3 separate regions of the Mus musculus genome follow, and all the other regions are linked to region 2. The links are chromatin loops, found by intact Hi-C in ENCODE. Cell type or tissue: left cerebral cortex. All regions are shown on one strand.

Evidence for each region. Hi-C counts contacts between places; a loop is a spot of excess contacts. Peaks named below come from ENCODE experiments on the same cell type or tissue, not always from the same donor. Only the 100,000 strongest peaks of a DNase experiment are listed, where the experiment ranks them.
Region 1: it touches region 2 in a loop (2.2-fold over the local background); 2 of 42 quality-filtered maps call a loop at or near these places.
Region 3: a loop joins it to region 2, with 1.8 times the contacts of the local background. A loop is called at or near these places in 2 of 42 quality-filtered maps.

Annotation. Positions count from the first base shown.
Region 1 is chr5:52,973,866-52,981,865 of GRCm38, forward strand. All of the region lies in intron 2 of 5033403H07Rik (RIKEN cDNA 5033403H07 gene), which reads right to left. Gm30301 (a long non-coding RNA gene) reads left to right here and starts at 904. Exons shown (of 4, transcript XR_376956.4): 1 at 904-1,877; 2 at 3,833-3,986. In left cerebral cortex, CTCF peaks have their summits at 4,615 (motif pointing right) and 7,463 (motif pointing right); no DNase peak of the experiment used is centred here.
Region 2 is chr5:53,087,689-53,095,688 of GRCm38, forward strand. No RefSeq gene overlaps it. Among named protein-coding and RNA genes, the nearest start is that of Gm17182, 42 kb to the left of the region's middle. In left cerebral cortex, no CTCF peak of the experiment used is centred here; a DNase peak (open chromatin) is centred at 3,797.
Region 3 is chr5:52,996,547-53,004,546 of GRCm38, forward strand. No RefSeq gene overlaps it. Among named protein-coding and RNA genes, the nearest start is that of 5033403H07Rik, 8.3 kb to the left of the region's middle. In left cerebral cortex, a CTCF peak has its summit at 3,081; DNase peaks (open chromatin) are centred at 375, 5,200 and 6,301; H3K27ac peaks cover 1,000 bases.

The DNA.
Region 1 (8,000 bases), 110 kb before region 2:
GTTGACTCCTGAGAGTCGTGTCAGTACGGATGCATGCACGCGTGCACGCATCCACAGTAAATAAAGGCATCAATGTAAATTTTTTAAAAAGCAATTTAAGGAAGAGTGGGTTTAGGTAGTACAACCAATTTAAGCTTATCCCTGGCTAGCTTGCAAATAAATGAGACTCGGACTATGGTTTTTTTATTTGGCTTTGACAATTACTTGGGAGTCACTCCTAATCGACTCTTCTAACTGCCGACCTGGCCGCATCCCCGCTGCCTCCCCAGCAGTGTGCCCCAGATACTTGCTGTTTCTCCTGACTGCGAGCTCATGGTCCTTCTCCCCGCTATCCCAATCTGGGGTTTCTACCCCACCTTAATAAAAGGCACATTATTATTATTAATTATTATGCCTTAAACAGCACACGAGCTGAGAAGATGCTTACCCTCTATGCTATTAGAATCTACTTTCCTATTGATAACCCTGAGCTGTTACTAGGTTCTATCTCGGCTGCTCTTGCTCTCTTACATCAGCCCCCAGGGCCACATTTTCATGTCTCACTTAACCCATTGCGGCTTCTCTTTCCTCCTCACCTTCTTCTTCCTCTTTCTTTCCCTCTTGGTCTCTCCTCCTCCAATCAGAGCACTCCAAACCCACCTGCCTCTAATTCCTCCAGTAACTGGCTGTAGCTGATTTTATCTAACCAGCTTGCAAAGAAGAAGTCACTCATAGGCCTAGACCATCCAGTTATAGAATTTGGTAGTCCAATACATAGAATGGTTTGAGTATTCATCCATCTTGGTGGGAAAGGTGTTGGGGCAGGAGCCTGAGGCAGCTGGTGGCTTTAAACCCTCCAGCAGTAAGCAGAGATAGATGAGTGCCTCTTCTCTTCTCTTCTCTCTCTCTCTCTCTCTCTCTTCCCTAGTACACATGCGCATGCATGTCTGTGTGTGGGGGTGGGGTGGGGGGGATGTCAGAGAACACCTTTGTGAAATCAGTTGTCTCTTTGAGCCTTATTGAGGCAGGCCCCCTTACTGTTTCTCAGTGTATATTCTTGGTTAGTGGGTCCTTGAGCTTTCTGGTGATCCTTCTGTCTCTGCCTTCCATCTTGCCTGAGAAGTGCTGGCTTTACAGAGATGCACAACTACCAGTTCCAGCTTGTTTTACGCAGACTTCAGCAATGGGTCTCAGGTGTCAGGTTTGTACACTAAACCCCTTTACCTGCTGAGCCATCCTGCTGGCCCTTCACTTTCTCCTTTTCATTCAGTCCAGGGTCCCAGTCCATGAAATGCTCACAGTTGGAGTGGGTCTTCCCTCCTTATTTAACCTTCTTTGGGTTTGGGGAAGTAGCTTAGCACAGGAGAGGTCCAGAGTTGGATCTCAAACAAACACTGCGTAAGTCAAGCTTAGTGATACTTGGGAGAGGTAAGGACGAGGGTCAGAAGATCAAGGTCATCCTTCGCTACATGACAAATTCCAGGCTGGCCCAAAAATCAAGAAATGTCTCAAAAACAAACACTCCCCAAACAGTCGCTTTTATTGGGCAGATAAGTCAACCGGAAGTACTGGGTTCCATTCACAGTCCAGCAAACAAAACTCTGACTCTTTCCCCTACATCATCCTGTGCAAGGAAAGTAGTCACTAAACCCCAAGTACATGAGTGCCCCCCTACAATACGGTGGTAGTTCGCATAGAGCTGGACCAATGGACATGGACGCATGGACTCCGCAATCTGGTATCCAGCCTCCTTCCTGGCCCCGCCCCTCCCGGGAATCCCGGGAGTGGGAGGGGCTCCATTCACATTCTGACTACCTTTGCAGAGCTATTCAGTCTCTTCAGTTTAGGCTCTGGCACTGCCTAACCTCCTGAGCTGCTAATTGGACAAGGCTGTCCAGGTAAGAGACTGGTTGTCCTGACCAGAAGGTTGTTGTTTCCAACGGTAAGTTTCCATTCCTTGCACATATAACACAATGACCCCCACAGGAAACAGCCAACAGGTGTGTTCACAATCCATCACTAATTCCACTTCTAAGCAGGGTAATGACTGACCAAACAGCCTTAACTTAGAAAGGGAAGTGTGAAGACAAAATTCCAGTCATTCCAGAACTTAAATAAATCATTTATGAAAGTCAGGCAAGGGAATATAGATGCATGCCACCCCAGCACTTGGGAGGCCGAGCAGGGTTGTAAGTGTGACGGCAGCCTGGGCTACATATGGAGACTCTGTGATTAATTAATTTTAATTAACTGCTGACTATGAGGTGCTTATTTAGCAAGCATAGGCTGTGGGTTTAATCTCCAGCAACTCCTTCCCATTCTTAAAAATTGCCACTATGCCTGTTTCTTCAATAATGCACATGGATAAAAAGATACAGGTGGCTAGTATCAGGAAAATACAAACGAAAACTATAATGAGATATCTGGCACAATACAGAATAGCTGTTAGGAAAAAAAAATACTGATGAGAATGGGAGGAAAGGTGGGGGGGGGGCGTGCTGAAGAGCTGGCTTAGCGGTTAAGAGCACAGACTGCTCTTCCAGAGGTCCTGAGTTTAATTCCCAGCAATCATATGGTGGATCACAACCATCTGTAATGAGATGCAATGCCCTCTTTTGGTGTGTCTGAAGACAGCTACAGTGTAGCGTACTTACATATATGAAATAATAATAATAAATAAACAGAATAGGAGAAAAAGAAAACTTTCTTCATTCTGGTGGGAATGCGTGGAGGGAGGGCAGCATGGATGTTCCTCGAAATACTGAACTAGCCAAAGCATGTGACCCAGACATCCAACTGCTGGCTATATATATATATATATATATATATATATATATATATATATACACACACACACACACTCACAGGGACCGAAATCGACATATGAGATAGACACGTGCCGATGTGCCTGTGTGTGCTTATCTCAGGATTATTTACAAGCATTAAGATATGGAATAGACAAAGATGCTCATCAATCCCAGCACTCAGAGGCAGAGGGATCTCTGTGAGTAAGAGGCCAGCCTGGTCTATATAACCAGTCCAGGGACAGCCAGGGCTAAATAGGGTGATTCTGTCGATAGATAGATAGATAGATAAAAGAGATGCTATGGAGATGGTTCAGTGGGTAGTGTTTGAGTTCAGCCCTCCAACACCCCATAAAAAGCCAGCTGTGGTGGCACGTGCCTGTAATCCTAGTGTGGGGGGAGGCAGAGATGAGAGAATCCTGGAGACTCACTGACCAGCTGGGTTAGCCAATCAGTGATCTCCAACCTCGTGAGTTACCCTGTCTCAAAAAATACAGTGGGAGGGAGAGAGGATGGTGACCTCTGGCCTCCACACGTGTTTGTGCACACGCAACACAAAGACACGGGCATAAGAGACGAGAGGGCAAAGAAAATGTGAAACATGAAGTTTTAGTCGGGCATGAAGAAAAAAAAATACTGTCACTTGAAAAAAAAAAAAAGTCTAGAACTGAAGGATATGTGCTACATGAAATAAACCAGATGCAGGAAGAGAAGTTGCCCCGGGTTCTCAACTCAAATAGGATGGCGGTGATAAGAGGCTGGGAAGGAGTCGGAGAGATGGATTTGATCATTGCACACGATATATGCCCATGTTGGAATATGACATAAATACAGTTGATAGACATTAAACAGAGACAAAAGAAAAATTTAAAACCCCGAAGGCGAGTACCCAAAGAGAAGGATAACTCAGAAAGGAACTTCGGAATGGACTCTTGCGGAAGCGCTCCCAGCTTCCCTTGTCCCTAGAAACAAAGCTGAAAAGGGGAGGTGATTTTTCTTCTCCTCACACGGCGGAAAGTAATGATTCTGATAAAACTACCTTTCCACAGGGACTCAGTCTGAGACCCCTGCACGGAGGGCTAACTAGAACAAGCACTTGGAGCCGCAGCCTTGACGTTACCTGGCAGAGCAGACGCACCTGCACTTGAAGCTGAGCCCACTCCGCGTGGACCAACCCCACCACAAACAAGGAATGCCTCACTAGTAAGAGGATAAATGCATTGCATACTATTCACGAAAAAGAATTCCATTGGGGCAGGCGTGTGAACAGAAATGTGTTATCAAATGTGACGATAGCTGGTGGTAAAGGGAAGCAAAGAGAAGCTGCAAAAGCTGGTGGAGTTAAGCCCCGCCCCCCAGCCAGTGGGTCTTCCTGCCGCCCCTGATCCTGCCGCTTAGGAGGAGGTTTTGCTGTCTTTGGTTTTGTTTCTGAGACAGGGTCTGGCTCTACTGAGTATCCGTTTGGATTTTAGCTCTGCCACTTTGTGTGGACAAAGGCTCTTGGCTTCCTAGGTAGAGGGAGATAAAATCATGCCAACCGAAAAGTGTTATGGAGAGATGAAGGGGAAGCCCAAGTTCAAGTGTTCTTGGCTTTCAGTACTGTTTGAAATTGGCCGGGAGTTGCTGCTTAGTGGTGGAGCAATCTTCTAGACAGAATGTGGCAGTCACAGAACCTCACCCTTACTTGGTTTGCTCCTTGAGAGATCAAAGAGCTGTGGTCATAGGCTTTTAGCAAGTTGTCTCTTCTAGAAAAAAAAAACATTTATTTTTATGTATATGAGTGTTTTGTGTCATATATAATATATGCACCACAAGCATGCAGTGCCTGTGGAGGCCAGAAGAGGGCAGTGCATCCCCTCTAACTGGAGCTACCATGTGGGTACCTCACCCTAGCTCTCTTCAAGATCAGCTAATGGTACTTTTAACCAGCTGTCTGTACAGCCTTAATTAGTAAGTCATCTCTACTTACCCATCAGTTACACACATACACCACACACACCACATACCACACACTATTCCTTGAAGCCTGGTAGTTGGGCACTGGGGAGGCAGAGGCCTGGGGTAGAGAGAGAGTTCCAGGACAGCCAGAGCTACACAGAGAAACGTTGTTTTGAAAAACCAAAAACCCATAACAAAATATTCATTGTGTTTCTTTTCTTTTCTTTCTTTTTTTTTTAGGATTTATTTATTTATTTATTTATTTATTTATTTATTTATTTATTTATTTTGTATATGTGAATACAATGTCACTTTCTTCAGAGGCGGCAGAAGAGGGCATCAGATCTCATTATAGATGGTTGTGAGCCACCATGTGGTTGCTGGGAATTGAACTCAGGACCTCTGGAAGAGCAGTCGGTGTTCTTAACCGCTGAGCCATCTCTCCAAGCCCCCCTTGTGTTTCTGAAATGCAAATCTATTAGGAGCCTTAATTCCTGGTCTGTGCCACCCCTATGTTTGTGCATCAAGGAGGAGGTGGGTGATGTTAAAGGTGACTGATGTTCTAGGGCTGAGCTGGCATTCCCTGTCATCCCTGACCCTCCAGTCCTCTCCCAAAGACTACATCTGGTCCAGCAGCACAGAGTTTGGGGGACACAGTCTTGGGTTGAGATACAATCTCTTTTTCTAGTCACTTTATGATTTATAGCCAACTGCTTAAGCTCTGTGAGAGCCAATTTCCTGGTTTGTAAGACTTAGGAAAATAAACAAGTGCGCACCCCAAAGCTCCTAAGCCGTGCAAGAGACAATGCTTGAAAAACAGTTCCCCATTATGAGACCCTATCTCAAAAGAAGAAAAAAAAAAAAGCTTTACTGCCTAAAACAGGAGTATGATGAGATTCAGGCATCCCCTAGGGTAATGTAGGCAGCTCTCCTAGAGCTGTGTTTAGCCTCCTCGTGGGTAAAAAGGAAACAGTAACAGAATGTGGGGGCCTGTAAACCTGAGAGACTGGGAATTCTGGTTTGGGCTGGCACTGGCTGATACTGGCTGGCACAAGTGTTGGAGCCCTTTAAAGAAGGGAAGTTCTTTCTGGTTTCCCTTGGGAGGGAGGGTAATGTTGCTGCAGGTGCTGGGCTAGAGGTCTCCCAGTGAGCTGCATCCCAGCCCACTGTGATGGGAGAGGGTTGCAAGGTTCATGGGGCTGCTGTAAGGCAGACATGGGGGATGGGGGTCTGTGGCCCTTGAAGGACACTTTCTGCTTCCAATACACCCCACTTTCCTAACTGGCCCAGATACAAGTTAGAGTAAGATGTCCGTGTACTTTTCTCCAGACACAAATACAACCATCGACTGAGGCTTCCCGGAAGTACTCAAGGGTGAGCCATTTTAAGTGTTCTCAAACTGGTATGTCCAGGTAGCCAACCCCTTCCCTCTATGTCCAGGAGCCCAAGGGTCCTCTTCCACTTCCTGGAGGAGGTTGTTGTTGGTGAAGTAGAAAATGGTCTCCAAGGGCCAGAGAAGTAATTAGTTTCGTGCTACTAGAGCCCCTGTCATTAAAGGGCCAGGCACCCATTCCTCAATTCCTCACAAGCATTTATCTCCTACCTGTCTGACGAGTAGGCCTAGGAGGGGCTCCCTCTTCTGTTTTCTAGTTTAGGGTGTGGGAAAGACACCCTGTCCTCTTCCGGCCGGCCGGCTGGGGCATTGACCCCAGAAACAGCTGGAGTTGAAAAGGCCAGGCTGGTTTCAGGGAGGGGATGGGTTGGGCCCCAGCCAACTCCTTTCTCACCTTCTGGACCAGAAGAGATGTGTGAGTGAGGCAAACAGAGGAGAGAACCACTAAATATAGGCTCAACATTCAGTCTGCAGCAATATTGCCCTGATTCGGACCTTTGCAAGTTTTGTTTGTTAATACACTAAAACTATTTAGTTAATAACAACGAAATAGTTTAATCTGTTTTTTGTTTGTTTGTTTGTTTTCTTTTTTCTTTTTGTTCTTTAAGATTTATTTAGGGGCTGGTGAGATGGCTCAGAGAGTAAGAGCACTGACTGCTCTTCCAAAGGTTCTGAGTTCAAATCCCAGCAACCACTTGGTGGCTCACAACCACCTGTAATAAGATCTGATGCCCTCTTCTGGTGCGTCTGAAGTGAGCTACAGTGTATTTATGTATAATAATAAATAAATCTTTGGGCTGGAGCAAGCAGGGACTGAGCGAACAGAGTTGACCAAGCAGGGTTGGCTTGAGTGAGCAGAGGTCCTAAAAATTCAATTCCCAACAACCACATGAAGGCTCACAACCATTTGTACAGCTACAGTGTACACACATACATAAAATAAATAAATAAATAAATAAATAAATAAATAAATAAATAAATAAATAAATATAATTCTTTTTTAAAAAATCAGATCAGATCTCACTACCAGTGGTTGTGAGTCACCATATGGTTGCTGGGATTTGAACTCAGGACTTTTGGAAGAGCAGTCAGTGCTCTTAACTGCTGAGCCATCTTTCCAGCCCTTTTTTTGTTCTTTCAAGACAGGGTCACTCTGTGTAGCCCTAGCTGTCCTGGAACTCACTCTGTAGACCAGGCTGGCCTTGAATTTAGAAATCACCTGCCTCTGTCTCGCAAGTGCTGGGATCAAAGGCGTGTGCCACCACTGCCTGGATCATAATGTTTCTTTTTTTTTTTATTTTTTATGTCTTCACCATTGCTCTCTTCAGACAAACCAGAAGAGGGCATCGGATCCTATTACAGATGATTGAGAGCCACATGGTTTCTGGGAATTGAACTCAGGACATTCGGAAGATCAGGCAGTGCTCTTAACCACTGATCCATCTCTCCATGGCTCATGCTTTTAATTGCAGCAGTCAGGAGGCAGAAGCAGGTAGATGTTGGTGAATTATAAGGTAGCCTGGTTTGCCAAGTAAATTCCAAGCTAGCCAAGGCTACATAGTGAAAACTTGTTTCAAAATTAAACAAACAAAAATCATGGAAAGCACATAATATTTGATACTAGTATTTGCTGTATACTGTTCACTATTATACACTGTCTTCTTTGTTAAGGGGAAACTAGGGGCTCCTCATACATGCTAAGCATGCCCTCTGCCACGAAGCTCTACCCCAGTACTGTTTTGTTCTTTTGAGACAGGGTCTTCCTGTGTTAGCTAAACTGCCCTTGAATCCATGATCCTCTTGTAAGACCCTGCCACGTGCTGTGATTACAGGTGTGAGAAAGTATATCTAGCCTTTTAATTATTTTATAGTATTTTCATAAAAAC
Region 2 (8,000 bases):
GGATCTAGAATCACTTTGGAGACACTCTGGTGTGTCTGAGAGGGATTATCTAGTTAGGTTAGTTGAGCTGGGAAGAATCACCTTAACTTTGAGTTGGCAATGCTTCCGGGGCCCCAAGCATAAGAGGAAGTGGCTCTCCAGTCAGCATCTGCATCTGACTGCAGACCCCCATGACCTGCAGCCACCTCCTGCTTCTGCTACCAACCCGTCCCTGCCCTGATGGACTGTGTCCCCTTTAATTGTAAGTAGAACCCAACCCTTCCTTTCTTAGGTTGCTTTTGGTCAGGTATTTTGTCACAGTGGTGAGTAAAGTGACCAATGGATAGGGCATTTCTCACATCACAGCCCCGGTTCGGAACGTCTCACACACAACGTACTGTTCCTCATCAGCAGGGTCCACTGTGATCTGATTTTACACAAGAGGAGAAACCCCAATAGCACCACTCAGAGAGCAGGCTTGGGGATACCAGGAGTGGTGGCTCACTCAAGAACTTACCATAAAAGTGATCAGATCTCTCCTGCCTCAGATAGGGCAGCTACAGTGAATCGAGGTACTGTTCCACCAAAGTCCGGCTTGGGGCAGCTGTGAATTTATTGAGTTGATTTACAGAGCCTGTGTGACTCTCAACACAGCAGCACCACGGAAAAGTCTCATCCCAGCATGGATGACAGTATCCCCATAGCTACATAAACTTCCCTTTCAGTTTACCTTCTACTGGTTATGAACTCTAGCGCTTCCCTAGACTATGAAGCCCAGCCAACAAGGGCACAATCGGAAGGTTCGCTGGGAATCCAGAGGGGAGCAGCTGGAATAGTGGGTAAAGGTCCAGTGACCCTCTCCACCCTGTCCTTCTGCAAGCAGATGGGAGCAGTCAACAGGCCCAATCTGGAGCACATCACTCAGCAGTCTTAAGCTGCTCTCCTGAAGATGACGGTTGTTATGCTTATAGGATAGCACTTGGCAAGAGTGATGTATGACTCTCTAATCCAGCACTTGGGAAGTGGAAGTAAGACGATCACGAGTTCAAGGTCAACCTTGACTACTTAGGGAGCTTGAGGTAGTCTGGGCTCAAAGAAACAATAAAACAAAGCAAAAATAGAAAAGCAGGTTCAACTTTCTAGCCTTGCATGGGTGTTTATTTGTTGTAGAACATCTATGTCCCTCTCCTTATTGAAAAAAAAAGTTATTTAGGTGAGTGTTTTAAATTTCTTTTTAAATACTTATTGTTTTTTGTATGAATAAGGATGGGGCACACACTGGATCCCCAAGAAATGGAGTCACGGGCAGCTGTGAGCTGCCATGTGCAAGCTAGGAATCAAACCTGGGGTCCCCTGGAAGAGCAGTCAGTGCTCTTAATTGATGTACTACCACTCCAGGCCCCTGAGATGAAATCCTTATACAATGAACCACTATAAAGTGAAAATTCAACAGCATTTATTATATTCACAATGTTGTACAGCTACCAGATTTGCCTAGCTTACATTTCCTTTACTCATTAAGTAGTGTCTTCCTATAAAATTCCACTTTAGACACTGGGAGCCACAAATCTATATTCTGTCTCTAGATTGATCAATTTAGGGCATTGCATATAATGGATCATACATATAATTACTTCACCTATTACAGTTTTTTCCTATTAAAACCCACACAGACACTGGGACCTACAGATCTGTGTTCTATCTCTAGACAGATCTGTTCAGGACATTGCATATGATGGAATCATATATGTAATTTCTTAAAGAGACAGGATCTTACTCTGTAGCTAAGCCTGGCTTAGACCTCATTATGCAGTCCAATATGGCCTCAGATTCATAGTAATCCTCCCATTTTAGCTTCCTGAATGCTAGGATTACAGGTGAGAGCTACCATGCTTAGCTCAATGTGTTTATTTTGTGTTTTTTTGTTTCTGGTTTCTGGTTTTGTTTTGATTTTTGTCTCGGTAATGTAGTGTTTTTCAGGTTTCTTCACATCATGGCATGCACTAGCATCTTCATGATGAAAGAGATCCCTTATTGTGTATGCAAATCACAGCCTGTTTATCCGTTCATCGGTTGATGGACATTTGGGTTGGTTCCACCTCCTGTGTGCCACAGAGATGAGCAAGCATGTACAGTACATACACCTGTTTCCATTTCTGTTCTGAATTCTTTGTAGCTCGCACCTAGGAAGAGGGCTGTGGCGCTGTGCATTGAGTCTTCATCAAATATTTTAGAGGAATCACTGAACTGTTTTTCTCAGAAGTTGAGTCACCTTACAGTCCCACCAGTAAAATTTCTCAACATGCTCAACAACATGTTTCATTTATTTTTGTGATGCTAGGGACTGGCCCCACAGCTGTGTGCTGGTTAGGCAAGTACCCAGCCACTGAGCTACATCCTGAGTCCCAATGCTTGTTCTTTCTGCTTCTTCTCCTTCTGCTTCTGCTTCTTCTCCTTCTGCTTCTGCTGCTTCTTCTTCTGCATCTTCTGCTTCTGCTCCTCCTCCTCTTCTTCCTTCTCCCCCCTCTTCCCTCTCCTCCTCCCCCTCCTTCTTTTTCTTCTTCTTCATGATCCAAATGGGTTCAAGAAGTGGTATCTCATTGTGGTTAACTAATGATGTTGACTTCTCCTGAATGTCCCTTTGTACATTTTCCTTGGAGAAACATCTACTCAAGTAGACATTTTTAAATTGACTTGTGTCTTCATCAGTTTTGTTGCTACAACAAAAAGCACAGACTGAGTAATTGATAAGCACATGAGGTTTATTTTGTTCATAGTTTTGGAAGCTAGGGAATCTCAAAGTTTAGGACCAGACCTTTGTTCTGTGCAGTGACATGGTGGAAGGTGACATGGTGAGAAACCACATGGGAGAGTCAGAGACAGGATGAAAATTACTAACCCACTCCACAACAGTGACACTAATTAGTTCATAAGAGGACGGCGTTGCCATAATTACCTCTTAAGGGTGCCAACTCCTAATGTCTACAATAAAATCCAATTTCAATGTGAGTTTTGATTCTTGTTGAGTTGTGAGAGTCCTTTGAACAGAATTCCTTGACTTAAAATAGGGCTATGTCCAGATAAAGCCATCATAAATTGAAAATATCATAGATCAAAAATGTACTGAATACTCACAATGTAGCAACTACACAACGAAGCATTGATTATCTGCCAGACAATCATCTTCCTGCTTTGCTGGTAAGTGGTCCCCAGACCTTAGCACAACTGACACCATGATGGAAATACCATTCAGGCCATAAAACCACCATGTAGACAGGATTACCAGCCACACTGAAAATAAAGACCTAATTCATTGAGGTCCATAGTTATGGAAAAGTCTCTAATTGTGCTAACTTTCCTTTTTGGCTTCTACAGTTCTGCTTCTTTCTGGTTTTGTTACCTGAAATATGTCTGTATCATGAAGTTTCTATTACCCCACTTTAATCTCTGGGTAGACCATGCTACTAGCCTCTACCCAGCCTGGTTCCCTTGGACCTGTGTGTGAAGCACACACACACACACACACACACACACACACACACACACACACACAGAGAGAGAGAGAGAGAGAGAGAGAGAGAGGCTTATTTTTAATATACTTTTTGCTCAGTGGCTGGGCTCTTCTAAACCTCCTTCAGCTAACGTGCCCTTATCTTTACTCCCAGCTCAACACCTCTAAATCTTCCCTCAGCTAAGTTGCATTGCTAATATCCCTCCTGCTACCATATGCCCAGTCAGGGAAGCAGCCAATGGCCACTTCACCAGAGATCTCACATGGCTGGTGGCTCTCTCTCCCTCCAAAGCATGGTGAATCATCTTTTCACTCCTGTGTCTCTTAGCCTGCCTGTGGGAACCTGGAAGTCCCGCCTCTTCCACCCAACCATTGGCTGCTAGCATCCTTACTCATCTATCAAGAACCGATTGGGAAACAGGACCTTTGCTGTTCCTAGGCAGATTCCCCACCAAAGCATCAGAACCAGGTCCCTACACATGTCAACCCAGGACATGGTTAAAGCTCACCCTGAGAAAGGCTCGGGGATACACTGGGATTCCTAACACTCAGCAGGCTAATAAAGACTTTCTGTTGTACTAAATCCAGTGAATACCCCACAATACTGCCAGCATTATGAGGATATAGGATATTATATTAAATGCTGCTTGCCCATGAAAAAAATGACAATTCAAAAATTATGGTGCAATCCTTCTCAATACAAGCCCCAGTTCACCAGGTTTTTAGATACTAAACCCTGACCAGATATACAGATAGACAGTTACTTTTCTATTGCTGTCATAAAACACCATGACCAAGGTGACTTCCAGAAGAAAGAGTTTATTTGGGGCTTATGGCTCCAGTGGGATAATAGCCCGTGGTGGTGGAAGAGCAAGAGCGGGCTGCTGAAGCAGCAGCTGAGAGGTCACATCTCCATCCACAAACGTGAGAGAAGCTAACTCAAAATGGCACACCCCCTTCCCCAAGTAATATGCTTCCTCCAGCCAAGCTGCACCTCCTGCTCCCCGACCAACAGCCACCCAGTGTGCTCCAAGACTTCAAATGCCAGAGGCTTTATAGGGCACCTCTCATTCGAACCACCACAGTTTGCAAACATTTCCCCATATGTAGGCTGTCTTTTCACTTCATTAATAATGCCTTTTTAGTTTTATTTCACTTTAAAAAAAAGTCTTGTCAGGGAGGCCTGGCTGTGGGGACATCGTCTTGGAGATGGGGAGATGAGGAATGGGATGGGGAACTGTCAGAGGGCAGACCAGGAGGGGGATGACAACTGGACTGTAAAAAAAAAATTAGAGATAATAATTAAAAAAAAGATAAGAGAAGCGTCTTGTTTATTAGGCATCCCTACCTATTCTGATGTTTCCTGGGCTGGCTTTGAGTTCACAGTAATCCTTCTCCTTCAGTCTTTCAAGGGCTGGGCTTACAGGTGCACACCACATCTAGTTTAATAATACCTTTTGATGCATAGAAGTTTTCATATCTGATCAATTTAACCAATTTCTCTCTCTCTCTCTTTTTTTTTGTTTGTTTCCTGCACACGATTTGATGTCAGAGATCACACTCTCTCACCAGACCCAATCATAGCATTTTATCCCAGGTTTCCACAAGATCCTCATGGCTTTAGCTGTTACATTCAGAATATTGATCCACTTTTAGAACTTTTTAAAAAATATTATAATTATTTTATATGTGAAAACAGTTTCCCCAGCACCAATATTACAGAACCCCCCACTGAATTGTCTCCCTCTGTTTTTCACCTCTCTGGAGTAGTCATGAACAAGTAGGGAAAAGCTGGTGACCCCTCTCTTGGTCTAGCCACAGGGGAGATGCTGAGATAGACTCTTGAGCATACCAGAGGACACTGGAGGGAGTTTCCAGGGCTGCAGGACTTACTGTAAGTGGGAAGAGTGTTTGGTTGATGCCTTTATCAAAGGTAACAGTGGTACCGTTAGAATGATTTGAGTCATAAGATGCATAAGGCTTAATAATACATGAGGCAAACCATTATGATAATATCTAAAAGTTGGAGCTCATGCGCGTGACAGGGGAGGCAACATGATTTGCCATCACTTGAACAGTTTACTTCCTTTATTTGACTTCCTGATACTTTTGAATGCAAAACAGTATCCAAGCTGGTCATTAGAACTGGCATTTTACTGTATGCACCTTTTTGCTGTGGTCTGTGAAGTATCCTTGTCTCTGCATTACACAGGAGGAGACAGAGGCAGAAATAAGTTTATGTTCTTGCTTAAGAAAGATTTCTTTTGTTAATCTATGTAAAAGTATATATTTTAGGACGCTTCTATAGTAATATATTTCCATACTTAAGGCAGATTTCTAAGAGGTAGAAGAAGCTGTGAGAAGTGTTCCATGCCTATAATCGGAAGATGGCCCAAAGTTTGAGGATACATAGTGAGTTCCAGGCTACCCTGGACTATAGAAGGAGATCCTGTTTGAATACTAAAACCCCAAATAAAATACACAAACAAAATGTAAGAATTATATCTGAGTTCTTGAGTCCACACACTTAAGAGTGTCAGCAAAAGCCCAAGCAATCTTAATTAAAATCCAAAACTATAAATAAACCCCAAACCCAACCAATTAAACCTAGAGCTTTTCTCATGTATGTATGTATGTATGTATGTATGTATGTATGTATGTATGCATATATACATATACTTATACACACACACACACACACACACACACACACACACACACATATATATATATATATATATATATATATATAGTCATTTAGACCAGAGGCAGTATAGCTAAGTTCTTTAATTTATCTAGATAAGACAGACTTAGGGTACACAGTATGTATAATTTTGATTTGTTATGCTTATTTGCTTGTTTTGATTTTTTTTCTGACCAAATCTAAACACGTAGTGTAGGCTGGCCTTGAACACTCTCCACAGGCTGGCTGGTTTCAAACTTTGGCTCCCATGTTAGCCTCCCCTGTAGTAAGGCTATAAGCCTGTGCCATTGAACTGGCTGAATATAAGATATTTGATACTAAAGTACACACTGGAGTTATCACTATAAGTAAGCAAGTTAATGCATCTCCAATCTTATATAATTATTCTGTGTGAGATGTGTGTGTGTGTGTGAGATGTGTGTGTGTGTATGTGTATGTGTGAGATGTGTGTGTGTGAGTGTGTGAGAGAGATGTGTGTGTGTGTGAGATGTGTGTGTGTGAGAGAGATGTGTGTGTATGTGTGAGATGTGTGTGTGTGAGAGAGAGGTGTGTGTGTGTGAAATGTGTGTGTGTGAGAGAGATGTGTGTGTGTGAGAAAAATGTGTGTGTGTGTGAGATGTGTGTGTGTGTGTGAGAGAGATGTGTGTGTGTGAGAGATGTGTGTGTGTGAGAGATGTGTGTGTGTGTGTGTGTGAGAGATGTGTGTGTGTGTGAGAGATGTGTGTGTATGTGTGTATGTGAGTGTGTGTGTGAAATGTACCTACAACCTGAACTCTTACCAGATTTTCAATGCACTTCAATGGCTAATTCTTTGACTTCCTTATTTAAATCGGACCTTCTCAGAGGGAATTGTTTTCCTCTTCTGACCCCATCAAGCAGATGATCCCAAAAGCTTTTCAAAACTGGCTCTAATATGAAGCTGTCAGTTCTAGAGTTCAGAGATCCAGAGATCCAGGCCAAGTCCTGCTCCTTCCCTCGTGGCAGGTTCAGATGGCTCAGTGGTTAGAGGCACAAACTACTCTTATAGAGGACCAGAGTTTAGTTCCCACCCCATCTCTGTTGGGCAGCTCACAACTACCTACAGCTCTGGTCCCAGGGGATCTGACAATCTCTTCTGGATGCCACAGGCACCTGTACGCACACGTATACCCTACCACATCACATATGCACAGATTTTAAAATAAATATTAAAAAAGAAAGTTGTTATAAGTGAAAAAGAAGAGCTAAATGAAAGGTGTAGAGCGCAGATTGTTTCCCCTCCCTCTTCTTTCTCCATCTATCACTGTGATGGCTAATCTTTACTTTTATGGGATATAGAACTACCTAGGAGACACACTTCTGAGTGTATCTGTAGCCAGTGAGGTTTGACTAAGGTGGAAATACCTACCCTGACAGCATCCCATGGGCTGTGGGACATGACTTAGTCAAAGAAAAGTGAGCTGAGTACCAGCATCTGTCCTCCTCCTTTGTCACGGGATGCAGGGTGACCAGCTGCCTTATTCCCCTACCGCCATGCCTTCCCATCAACCTGTGAGCCAAAACAGACCCTTCCTTAGGCTGCTCGTGCTGGGTATTTACATCACAGCAACGACAAAGGCAGCTGATATAACCTCCAAACGATGAAAGTCTAAACTCTGTTAGCAAGGACAGACTGGACTATGTCGGATTTGATGTTTTTCTGATCTTCAGGTTTTCCCATACTTTGCATGTTATTTTTATATGACAAATTGCAAATGTATAATTTTATATGTTTATTTATGGACAGATGCAATATAAAATATACATGTCCATGCAGAAATAAGATAA
Region 3 (8,000 bases), 91 kb before region 2:
GACTCTCAATAATGTGGATTCCTTGAAACGCCATGGCCGTGATGGGATGCTTTGACTAAAGGAACCTCAGCCACTCCTGTGTTTTGGTAACAGTTGGATTCTGTGGGACTAACAACCGCATTCCTGGTTCACTGACCAAAAAGAATAGCGGCTCTCTGAGCATTCCCCCCTCCCCTCTCAGGAGCCAGAGTTCTTCAAAGGAATTCCCACTCTTTGGCCCTCATCCTGATCAGCCTGCCTGCTCATTGTACCAAGATGCAGCAGTCGAGGCCACTTGTCCCCTGTGTTCCCATCGTCACTGGCTGGTTCTCTTTTATCCACTCTAGCTGTCAGCAGCATTTGATCCCACGTACTGCTTTGCCTCGGAGCTCTCTGCCAACTCGGCCTCCAGACAGAACATCAGCTCTCCCACTCTCTGCCCACGTGGCTCAGCTCCTGGGGCCACATTGGTTTCTACCAGAGGTTTGGCATATGAGAGCCGCAGGTCAAGTCAGCCTGTGCAGGTTCTCACGGACTTTACTGGATGGAGTGCAGTGATGTCTACTGCTCACTTGCGTCTGAGGATGCTTTGTGCTATGATGGCAGAACGAAGTGGTGGCAACAAGGGGCGTGTGGCTCATGAGGGTGAAAACATTTACTGTGTGGTCCTAGTGAGAACGTGTGCAGAAAAATAGCGTGGACCATCTGGGGATGGCCACGCCTCCTCCCCACTGGCCACTCCCAGTCTCCCTTGATTCCCCTCATTTTCCCAACTGACTGCTAAGCCTCTGCCCTTGAACTCCTCCTATACTTTGGCTGAGTGCAACCAAACCCAGACACGCCCCCCCCCCCCCCCCCCCCCCCGCGCACTCCTCCATTTTATCTCTTTCTAGAAGGATCTCACGCGGCTGAGGGTGGCCTTGAGCTCCTGGTCCTCCTTCCTCAACATCTCAAACACTGGGATCACATTTAGGCACCACCAAACCTGACTTACGTCTATGCTTTCACATCCATGGGTTTAGGTCCAAGCTCCTCGATAAATGGCAAGGTCTCTGCTTCCAGTGGGCTTGAACTCCTGATGAGCCTGCAAGCCTGATGAGCCTGCAAGCCTGCTCCCTCAGCAGCTCCTCTCCTGTCAGTTAGTGGCGGCTTCCTACTTGCTCAGACCAAACACAGATGCTGCCTGGATTAGAAAGTGTCACAAGGTGGAAATGTACCCTGCCATCTTAGTGTCCTGAGCATGCTGGCTAGCCTGGCCTGACTCAGTTACCTTTGCCTACAATTTAGCTACAAAGTTATCAAAGATAAAGCCTACTTCTGTTATATGGCCTTTATCTATTTACTTGTTTATCTATTTATGAGACAGGGTCTCCCGCCAGTTGTCCTCTGACCCAGCTGCCCACATACCCACATACCATATACCTGTGAGCCTGGAAGCTGTAAATTTGAGCCATTTCTTTGCATAGAATACTTTCAAATTGACTGGTTCCCCACCCCCACCCCCCCTTTTTTTTTTCAGTTTTTGACACAGAGTTTCTCTGTGTAGCCCTGGCTATCCTAGAACTTGCTCTGTATACCAAGCTGCCCTTGAACTCAGATATCTACCTGTTCCTGCTTCCTTTTAGTGCTGGGACTAAAGGCATGCCCTGCCAGACCTGGCATTTCTAAATGGAAGGCATTGCAATCTTGTTTTCCTTTGGTTTGTAGAATCCAATACCCCTCTTCCCTGACCAGCGGTGCACAGAGAGGAACTGCCCGTATTTGGGTCATGACAACCAGAGGAATCAATCGTTGGTCCCAAGTCCACATGGGATCCTGTCACCTCTGTGGAAAGTCACAGCAGGACAGGACTTTTAATCTCAGAAATTCTTCCTTCCTCTGGACCCCCTGAGTCAGGGTTCACCTGATGGTCAGCACTGTTGCCCTTCTGGCCAGGTACAAGTCTCCTCTGTCATGATCAGGAGGCTTCTAGCAGCATGATTAACTCATGACCACAGAGGTGTGGGGCCTTCCTGCCCTTGGACTCCAGGATGCCTGCATGCCAGCCCTGTACAAACAGGCTATCATAGTCAAACTTTGCTCCAGGAGACTGAGTTTAATCCCTTGGCAGCACCCCCATCCGTTCGGTTTAGCTTTTAATCTTCTTGCAGTGTATTTGACTTCGGAAAGCTACAAAAATCCTAAGGTTCATGAAGAGAAACAGGACACTAGAGAGAATTACAGACACCTTGCACCCTGGCTCCAAGCCTGCCTAGTCACAGTTTCTGGTCTGAGTTTTTCCTATTCTTAATTTCTGAGACCAAGCTACCATTCCAGAGTGGCTCTTTATTGTGTGGCCATAGCCTTTCTGACTCTTCTTTCTTTCTCTTATTCTTTTTCCATGGTCACAATGCTCCTGCCACTCTTATTGGTTGCTGTGTGACTGGGCACTCTGAGGCTGGCTCTCCATCAGGCTTGGTTTTGGGAGGAGACTGTGTTGTACACTGGTCAAGAAGCTCTCTGAGCATCAGAGAAGAGGACAGGGAGTCACAAGGGTAATGGAAATTGAGACCATCATCAATATACAGCACAAGTCCTGGGCATCATGGGTAGTATTGAAACTGCCAAGTTGTCTGTGTGTCCAAGTCCCACCTGCCTCAGAACACCGCTGGTCAGGAGACAAAACTCAGGGAATTTGACCGTGGTATCCCAGTTGAGACAAAGAAAGATACCATCCTACAGAGGGGCCCTTGAGAAGAAGTTGGAACATTTGAACAGAAAAAGGCAGCCTGCCTGGCCTAGGAGGAATAGTTTCCACGAAGAGGCTGGTGTGGTGATGTACGCCTCTAATCCCAGTACTCAGAAGATAGAAGCAGGAAGATTGCTGTAAGTCTGAGGCCAGGCTGGCCTGCTCTACACAGCAGGTTGCAAGCTAGCCAGGGAATGATACAGTGAGACTCTATCGAAAGCAAACAAGAACAAGAAGGGTCCATGAAGAATTATGTGGAAATAACAGACCCTGTCCCCAGAAAAATTGACAGGGGGATATCAACTCTTTATAAAAATAGGATATCAGCTCTTTATAAAAACAGGGTTTCCGTGCTCTGGCTATGTGCAAGGCAGAACGGCAGCAGGGTACTCACAGAAACTCTGGAATCCTCACCGCATCCCCAGTAGGTAGCTACTGGAGACTGAACTCATTTTGCTGTTCTGGAAACAGCACAGGATCGGAAGGAAACTGCCAAAGCTGCAAGGCCAATACAGCTTCCTTAAGGTTTGTGTTCTGAGTATGCTGTGCTGACCCATCAGCCCCTAAAAACCCCCAAAGTAGTTTTAAGCCTGCTCTGACTGTTTGCCTCTCCCTCTCCGAGTGACAGCTGGTAAGGTACTGTGCCCAAGTCCTTTGAGGGCCAGGTGCCCCTGCCTGGCCCCTCTCCGTCCTCCCTTTGCCCTAGTTCTGGCATCTGGAACCTGGAAGGGTCCTGGCATGGTGCTGGCCAAAGAGCTTATGAGCTGAATAACAGCTGATTCCGTTTTGAGGTTAGTGGAATTTGGGAGGGAAGCAGGTGATTTCTTCCTGCCCTTAAGGCTGAGAATGTTTAGAATTTATCTTCTTGGTAACAAGTACATGAGCGCGCGCGCACACACACAAACACACACACACACACACACACACACACACACACACACACACACACAGAGAGAGAGAGAGAGAAAGAGAAAGAGAAAGAGAAAGAGAGACTCAGTTATTCTGGGGTCATTACCTTTCTTTCTCCTGCCCACATGCAGTTCACTCCAGATCTCCTCCTTTCCTCCTTCCTCCTCCTCTTTGGTCGGTCAGGGTACACACGTGCCCCTCAGGTGAGCAGAGAGCAGTTGGTTTAATCTGATAGCAGGGTGGAGGCCATTTAGCTGGGCTGTGCCCTAAGGCTCCCCTGGGCCTGATCCACTGCAAGCTTTTAGTTTCAGCAGCTCTTTAAACAACCTGCCTCACTCCCCTCCATTTTACAGATGTGGTAAATCTGATCTTTGTAATGACATCGTACAGCAAGTGGCCTCCTAGCTGGGCCCTACAAAGGACTCCTTTTGCACACTAATTAGAAGATCCAAAGGAAGAGTCACCATGCTTGAGCCACTGGTGCATTCCCCCGGGGGCAAAGTCAAGTTAGGATGATAGGAAGGTGCAGTCCATGAAGGGTGTAGTACCATACAGTAGTATTGCCAGCACTTCCAGAAGCAGTGGCAGGAAGATGAAGAGTTTGAAGTCAGCTGGGTTGCATAGGATGATTCTGTCTCCAAACTCAAATATAAACAAATATGTAAGTAAGTAAATAGCCAGGCATGTGGCTCGTGCCTGTAATTTCAGCACTGGGGCAGAGGCAGTAGAATTATAACAAGTTTGAGGCTAGCCTTGGGTCACAGAATGAATTCCAGGCTGGCCTTGGCTACCCAGTGAGACCTTGTCTAAAAAAAAAAAAAAAAAACCAAAGGAGCAGACAAACAGCAACAAATAGGAGCCGGTGAAGCAGTTCACAGTAGATGAAGTGTTTACAAGAGTTTGGATCCCCAAAGTCAACTGAGAGTCAGGTGGGCTTAGTAGCCCATATGTATTCCCAGTGCTTGGGGGTCTCTGGGCATACTGACTAGCTAAACTAGCAGGATCACTGAGCTGATTCAGTGAGAGACTCTGATTCAGTTAAGAAAGGAAGGAAGGAAGGAAGGAAGGAAGGAAGGAAGGAAGGAGAAGGAAAGAAGGAAGAGAGAAAGAAATGCTTCTTATAATCTTGAAAGCTCCACATATCTCACCATTTCCCAAATCCTTGATAAGCCTGGGATAGCTTTGGCTGTCCTAGAACTCTCTCTGTGGGGATAGCCTTGGCTGTCTTGGAACTCACTCTGTGGACCAGGTTGGCCTCAGAATCAGAGATTTGCCTGCCTCTCGACCTCCCGAGTACTGGGATTAAAAGCATGTGCTATTCTGCCCAGCTTTTCCCTTTCTTTTTGTTTTAAAAATTTTTATGTTTATGAATGCTTTGCCTGCATGTATGTCTGTCCACCGTGTGTGTGCAGTGCCTGTGGACACCAGAAGTGGTCATCAGATCACCGAGGGCTGCATTTACAGACAGTTGTGAACTTCCGTGTAGGTGCTAAGAATTAGTACCCATATCCTCTGGAAGAGCAGCCCTGAGCCATCCTTCCAGCCTCTTTAACTGCCCATGGCTGCACCCTGCTGATGAAATTGAATCATCCTGGAGTGGACGGTGCAGCCTCTCCTGTGCTTCCAGTGGGCAATGCAGCTAAGTGTTACTGTTTTAGATTTATGTGCTTATTTTATTAGTTGCATGGGTGTTTTGCCTGCATGTGTGTTTATGTGTATCACATGAACTTCTCATGCCCATAGAGGTCATAAGAAGGCATTGGATCCCCTGCATCTGGGGTTACAGCACCATGTGGGTGCTGAGAGTCAAACCCAGGTCCTCTGGAAGTGCACTTAAGTGCTCTTAACCACTGAGCCATTGCTCCAGCCTCCAGAGAGTTACTGTGAGGATTTAGATACATCCTGTCCCAAAAGTGTTGGTGTAAATGCTGATTCTTGAGCCCCATCTGTGGCCCACTGAGTCCCAGTTTGCATCTTAGCATGGTCTCAGACTGAAATGCACTAAGATTTCGGCTCACCTGAATCCCGAATCTCGAATTGCCTTTGGGCCCCTAGACTGTTGCTAACATTTCTATAGTGACCTACACTGAGGACTCTAGACTTTTGAAATGCTCTTATTTGTACTTTATCTTTTAACTTTTAACCTCAATGTGCCTGTGAGGTGGGCTTACTGGGAGCCTCGTTCTAGCAAGTGCAGTTAGCTCTGTTTCACCTACCAGATGCTGACCTACCATAGAGATGCTGCACTCCCGTAATCCCAGAACTTGGGGTGGAGATGGGATCATCAGAAGTTCAAGGCCGTCTTTGGCTCTTGAATGAGCTTGAGGCTAACCTCAGCTACATGACACACTGTCTCAGAAACAGAAGCAGGACAGGGCAGTTTGGCAGGTAAAAGGCTTTGCCTGTGAGGCTTACAAGAGAGTTTCAGGACCCGGATGAACACACACAGAGCCTGTCTTCTCCCTGCCTGCAGAATCAGTTTTCCATGAACACACCTCACGTGAGCGAGCAGATTGGTTTCTCCTCTTCCTTGCACCAGTGTACTCTGATGACGCATACCCCAGCTGGAAACCGGAAACCCAGAATTTGGACATGGAAAGATTTTTTTTTTTCCTGGTACCAGGTAACATGAGCCAAACAGCTTATATATAAAATTTGGCAGAAAGAGCATAGATAGCACATTCTGGGAAAGGTGGAAGTAGATGATCTTGGCTTCAAAACTGAGCCTGTGCCCACGCTGTAGGCACACAGCTCATGTGATCTGATAAAAATAGCAATCTGCTGAGAGAAGGCAGCTGATGGCAATCTAAAGCACCAGGGTATAAATTAGTGTCAGCTACCTGTTCAGCCATGCATTTGTCACGGAAGTGATTTGATTCCTCTGTTCTGTGCCGGGCGGTGGTAAATGTGCAAAATTACCCCTGGGAATTCAGGTTGCTCCAATCTTGTAGGGACACAGACTGGGGAAAAGAGGCTGGGCTGCTGTATACATTTGGTTAGGGTGAGTAGGAGGTACAGCAGGGCTGAGGAAGGGTAGAAGAGGAAGGTGAGAGGGATGAGTGTCATAGCACTCATGAAAACTGGGGAGAGGGTGAAAAATGACATCCTGTGCGCCGGGCAGTAGCAGCACACATCTTTAATCCCATCACTCAGGAGGCAGGGGCTGGTAGATCTCTGAGTCTGAGGTCAGCCTGGTCTACATAGTGAGTTTCAGGACAACCCAGGCTATACAGAGAAACCTTGTCTTGAAACAACAACAACAATAACAACAACAACAACAACAACACCAACAACAAAGGCCTGTCATTTTTCACCCTCTCTCACCCTGGAGTTTGTGGAAAGTAGGGTTCTAGGTCCAGACAGCAGACATTTATCCATGCTTTTCCTGATGCCAGTTTGTTCATCTAGCTCAGGCCACATCTACTTTCCCAAGTCTCAGTTCCCTGTGATGAAAACAGGCACAACAAGCTCCACATTGCACAATGGTTTTGAGGGGGTAAGCACACTGCCTAGCCCAGGTCAACCCTGTGCACTGGTGTACACTGGCCTTCGAACATACTAGCTCTAAGACCACAGTAGACAATCACTAATCACAGCTGGCACTGTTGACCATGTACTAGCCTGTGTGGTGGTCAGGAAGCGAGCAAAGTAGTTAATATCGATTGAGTGCCTTTAGTATAGTAGGTTTTTTTTTTTCCATTTTTGCCCAGCTAATTTACGTCTATACAACCCCTGGGGAAAGGTGCACTATAATTACTTCCATTTTATATTGAAGAACTTAAAGCAAGCGAGGTTAATTAAGTCGTTCAAGATTATACCCTTATGAGACGGCACATAGCAAGGGTGGGAGAGCATTTTCCTGGCATGTTTCAGGCTCCTGCTTCAATCGCTGGTACTGAAAAACATTTTTTTTCAATTAATTATCTTTTGGAAAAAGCCAATGTGTTACCTAGGTATAGTGGTCCATGACTGTAATTCCAACACTCGTGATATAGCAACAGGTGGGTTGGCATACATTCAAGACCAGCTTGGGATCTGTGTAACAAGCTCCAGGTCAGTAAGGATGACATAACCAACCAATCACCTAGCCAGCCAAACAAAACAACACAAAACAACACAAAAACCATGCACAATATAACAAACAAACAAACAAACAAACAAGCCAAACAAAACCTGCCAGACAAATTGGCACAGTCTGTTCCTAGAATCCACTGTGGCTCCAAGCCCTTCACCTGTGGCTTGTCACCATGTGGCGTGGGTCTACAGGACTCATGGGTCTTCACTACTGCCTTTTGCTAGAAAGCCTCAAAGACTTCTCCCTCCAAGAAAAGTGACTTGTCATCTGAGCAGCTGGAATTATTTTCACTACCAAGATTGCTGACTA